Regions from separate parts of the Homo sapiens genome. Here region 1 is linked to region 2. A link is an interaction called in ENCODE POLR2A ChIA-PET data of the cell type or tissue named here. Cell type or tissue: GM12878. All regions are shown on one strand. Region 1 overlaps B4GALT1 (beta-1,4-galactosyltransferase 1). Region 2 holds the start of LOC124902139 (a long non-coding RNA gene).

The links. Peaks named below come from ENCODE experiments on the same cell type or tissue, not always from the same donor. Only the 100,000 strongest peaks of a DNase experiment are listed, where the experiment ranks them.
Region 1: POLR2A ChIA-PET joins it to region 2 with 8 read pairs; 11 of 35 experiments call an interaction of 5 or more read pairs at or near these places.

Annotation. Positions count from the first base shown.
Region 1 is chr9:33,145,968-33,148,467 of GRCh38, reverse strand. All of the region lies in intron 1 of B4GALT1 (beta-1,4-galactosyltransferase 1), which reads left to right. Among named protein-coding and RNA genes, the nearest start is that of B4GALT1-AS1, 20 kb to the left of the region's middle. In GM12878, no CTCF peak of the experiment used is centred here; no DNase peak of the experiment used is centred here; H3K27ac peaks cover 631 bases.
Region 2 is chr9:33,016,017-33,018,516 of GRCh38, reverse strand. It overlaps LOC124902139 (a long non-coding RNA gene), which reads left to right and starts at 266. Exons shown (of 2, transcript XR_007061453.1): 1 at 266-1,967; 2 at 2,292-2,500. It also overlaps a transcript of APTX not described here. In GM12878, no CTCF peak of the experiment used is centred here; a DNase peak (open chromatin) is centred at 1,056; H3K27ac peaks cover 280 bases.

The DNA of each region.
Region 1 (2,500 bases), 130 kb before region 2:
GGCAACGTGTGAGCATGTTTATGTTGATTCAGGGGTGCCAGACACAGCTCCAGAATGGCTGCCTCAGTTTACATTTCCACCAGCAGAGCATGACAGGCTCTGTGTCTCCGTGAATAATCAGCATTAACCAGCTTCCTATTTTTTGCCAAACTAATAGATGTGCTAGGATAACTCTTTGTTTTAACTTGTTTTTCTCTGATTACCAATGAGCTGGAGCATTTCTTCATATGCCTGATGGTCTTTGGGATTCCTCTTAGGTAAATTGCTTATTCATTATAATCCTTTGCCTGTTTTTCACTGGAGTTCTTATATTTTTCTTGAAGATATGCAGGAATTCCTTATACATCCTAGATATTAATCCCTTCCTGGTCTCAGACATTGCAGATATCTTCTGAATCTGTTATTTACTTATTTATTTACAATTTTTTTTTTAAGAGTTGGGGTTTTGCTCTGTCACCCAGACTGGAGTGCAGTGGTATGATCATGACTCATTGTGGCCTCGCAATCCTGGGCTTAAGCGATCCTCCCACCTCAGCCTCCTGAGTAGTTGGGACTACAGGTATGCACCACCAGACTTGGCTAATTTTATTTTATTTTTTAGAGATGGAAGTCTTAATATGTTGCTCAGGCCAATCTTGAACTCCTGGCCTCAAGCAATCTTTCCACCTCAGCCTCCTGCATCTATTATATATATGTTCACTTTGCTCATGCTGTATTTTGTTGCAACATAAAACTATTTTTCCCATTGTTTTGTGCAGTCTCTCACCAGCACTCTTCTTTTTCTGTAACTGTGTTAATGCCCTTTGTTCTTCCATATGTTAGGTATGCTGGTATAGTTGAACTCTGCTGACTCTCCTCAGTAAACAGTCTCTTTTTATGACACCTTATCCTCTACTGAATTCTCTCTATCAAGAATGACTTGGCCGGGCATGGGGGCTCATGCCTGTAATCCCAGCATTCTGGGAGGCCGAGGTGGGCAGATCACCCGAGGTCAGAAGTTCAAGACCAGCCCGGCCAACACGGTGAAACCCTGTCTCTATGAAAATACAAAAATCAGCTGGGCGTGGTGGCAGGTGCCTGTAATCCCAGCTACTTGGGAGGCTGAGGCGGGAGAATCACTTGAACCTGAGGGGGAGGTTGCAGTAAGCCGGGATGGCACATTGCACTCCAGACTGGGTGATGGAGAAACTCCATCTCAGGGGGAAAAAAAAAAAAAAAAAAAGAATGACTTGTCTTCCTCTTAGAGTGTGAGGTCTACATACAAATATTATTCTTGTATTCAGCAAATGTATGTCATAGGCCTAGTGTGTGTTAGGAACTGTGCTGTCACCAACAAAGTTTAGAGAGGTTATAAAACTTGACTGTAGCTTTTTAGAGGTGGAGGAGTGATTTGAAACCTAGGCTGTAATTCCTTCCTCCTGTGATTCCTTCCTACTGTGTTGCCTTCCCTTGAAAATTGCATTTGGGGGCCAGGTGTGGTGGCTCTCGCCTGTAATCCCAGCACTTTGGGAGGCTGAGGCGGGTGGATCACCTGAGGTCAGGAGTTCAAGACCAGCCTGGCCAACATGGCGAAACCCCGTCTTTACTAAAAATACAAAAATTAGCTGGATGTGGTGTGTGGTGACATGCACCTATATTCCCAGGTACTCAGTAGGCTGAGGCAAGAGAATCACTTGAACCCAGGAGGCAGAGGCTGCAGTGAGCTGAAATTGCACCACTGCACTCCAGCCTGAGTGACAGAGTGAGACTCTGTCTCAAAAAAAAAAAAAAGAAAAGAAAGAAAATTGCATTTAGTTCCTGTAGACTGTGTGTCAAATGTCTAAATCTCTTCTAACAAATGGCCTAAGGAGGTGCAAAGCGAAGCATCCTCACCAGCATCCTGACTTGGCAGTGAGGCATGGGACCCTGGAGGGAGTAGTGGTAAGTGTGACTCTGGAATTCTTCCTGGGCTACTTGTCAGTGACTGGCTCCAGATTGAGAGGAGAGCCCAGAGGACACAGGTGGCTGCCCCAGCCTGGAGGTGAAAGTCTTAAAATAAAATGCCAGATGCCTAGACCATTCTAAACCTTTCTGAGAAGCTGAAATCATCCCTTCTGGAAGCGCTCTAGTTCTAAAAGGACAGATATACAGCAAGATCTTCCTGGGGCTAATATGGAGTTTATAGGCAAGTAGGCCTCAGAACCTTTCCCTGGTAGTGATATCTGTGGGCAGGCACAGTTTCCACACTTTCCAGAAATTCCAGCGGAAGGAGTGAGAAGGAGGAATCTGCCCTTGAGTGAGGACCAAAGAAAGCAGAAATTCCTCTTGGGAATTTTTCCTCCAGAGACCAAACACTACTTGGGAGCTTGTTTACTGGGCTTTAAAAGCTTGTGACCCCCAGTCACTCTTTCTTGACCCCAAGGCTTTGCATTTCTGTGGCTTCCCCACTGGACAGAAGTGGAACTGTCATGCTGCCTGTTCTGGGGTCTCCCAGAGGTTTCCCCATGTCCTCTCCTTGCTT
Region 2 (2,500 bases):
GGCTCACTGCAACCTCCGCCTCCTGGGTTCAAGCGATTCTCTTGCCTCAGCCTCCCGAGTAGCTGGGATTACAGGTACCTGCCACCACGTCTGGCTAATTTTTGTATTTTTAGTAGAGACGGGGTTTCACCATGTTGGCCAGGCTGGTCTCAAAATCCTGACCTCAGGTGATCCGCCCACCTCGGCCTTCCATCGTAGTAGAGATGGTGAAACCTCATCTCTACTAAAAATACAAACATTATCCAAGGTGTAGTGGCACGTGCCTGTAGTCCCAGCTACTCGGGAGGCTGAGGCAGGAGAATCACTTGAACCCAGCAGGCAGAGGTTGCAGTAAGCTGAGATCGTGCCACCGCGCTCCAGCCTGGGTGACAGAGTGAGTCGTCTCAAAAAAAAAAAAATTAAATAAAAAATAAAATTTTGGTTTTCATTTCTGACTCCTGGCCAGAGGTCCTAAAACCGTTGAAATTTCCTAAGTGATAAGAGTGAAAGTGGTATCTTGTTATTCATAACAAGCCCCTTTCAATCACATCTGAGATTATATTAATGAAGTGACTTTTGGAGAGCCCGAAAATGGGAGGGGGGGGGGGGCGCTGGTTGCTAGGGCAACTAACCAAGTGATTAGAGGATTGGAACTTTCAGCCTCACACTATGACCTCCAGGGAGGAGAAAGGGGCTGGATATTACCAGTGGGCAATGGCCTAATCAATCATGCTTACCTAATGAAGCCTCAATAAAAAAACCCTAACCAAAGGAGTTTGGAGAGCTTCCAGGTTGGTGTTGGAAGGATTGAGCTCCCGGAGAGGGCCTTGAAGGTCCGTATCCCTTCCCCAAACTGAGAAATGTAAGAATTATTTCTAAGTTCTGTGAGCTGTTCTAGCAAATTATTGACTCTAAGGCGGTTGTGAGAACCTCTGTGCTGTGGTCTGAATGTTTGTGTCCTATCAGAATTCATAAATTGGAAATCCCCAAGTTGATGGTATTCAGAGATGGGGCCTTTGGGAAGTGACTACGTCATGGGATTAGTGCCCTTACAAAAGAAACCCAGGAGAGCTTGTGAGTCCCTTCTGCCATGTGAGGACAGCTCTGTCTACAAACCAGGAAACAGGCCCTCACCAGACACCCATTCAGCTGGTACCTTGATCCTGGACTTTCCAGCTTACACAAATGAGAAATAAGTTTCTGGTGTTTGTAAGCTACCCAGTTAATGGCATGTTATAGCAGCTCAAATAGATGAAGACACCCCGATTCATAGCCAGTCTATCAGAAGTACAGGAGACCCTGGACTTGCTATTGGTATCTTAAATTGGAGGTAGTCTTGTGAGACTGAGCCCTTAACCTGTGGGATGTGCAATAATGTTGGATAATTAGTGTCCACACTGAATTAAATTGTAGGATACCCAGTTGGTATCTGCAGAGAATTAGAGAATTGTTTGGTTTGAAGCCCCTCCACCCCCAACATTTGGTTCAAAGTATTATGAATAGAGGAACAGTTTTATTTGTAGGCAAAGATTTTTGTCTGTTTTGTTTTATAATATATCGCAAGCATCTAGAACACTGCCTGGTACAGAGTTGGTACTCAATAAATTATGAATGAATATGCATTTTGCCAGAATTTGTGCCAGGTACTGGGCATATAGTTGTGAAAAAGCGGAGATGGTTCCTGGCCTCTTAGAACGTCCAGCCCAGCACTACACAGTCTGGTGATTTTTCTGCCTGCCTGGGCTGCCCTCCTCTAACATCAGAGTGCCTAATTGCTGAGCTCAGAGTAGACTTTCCTCTTAGCAGTGAGTACTTTTCAGATAGTTTTGTTTTTCTGCTTTTTTTAATTCTAAAAAAATGGGGGGGGGAGTGTAATGCATTCTATTTAGTCACTCTAAGTTAAAAGTCCACAATTTTCCTCAATACAGAGACAAAATAGTGTTGTCTTTAAAGCTCCAGCCTGGTAGAAAGCCGAAAGAAGTCGTGAGGTACATTCAGTTTACTTTTTCTTTCCTTTATTTTTTTAAACCTAAAGGAAGATGGTTGTAATGTTTTATACTACCGAAGAGTGAAAGGATATGCAGTAAACATGTTTATTGCTGTCTTTTTTGTAAACTGGATTGCTCATTTATGAGATCCTGACCTATTTCTTGAGATCTTCTGTGTGCTGTTTGTTGAAATGAATTTTTACATGGCTAAAACGCTTAAGAAAAAAAGCTAAAATTGAGTGTATTGAGAGAGTATCTGCTGGTTCACCACACTTCAGATGTTGTGTCAGCAACAATACTTTCTCTCACCCTGTTCTCACACAGGCAATCACACCATCACGGGAAACTCCAAGGTTGGGAATATACCTGAAAAGTGGAAAGAATTCGGGAAGAATACTGCTGCACAGATATGAGACTGAACAAAATGACTTTTAATAGCCCTTCAAAATCTCAGACTCTTGGTCTAGATAATACGAACTCCTAGATACCATTTGGCAACGTTTATTTAAAAAAATTCAGTTGATAACATTTTG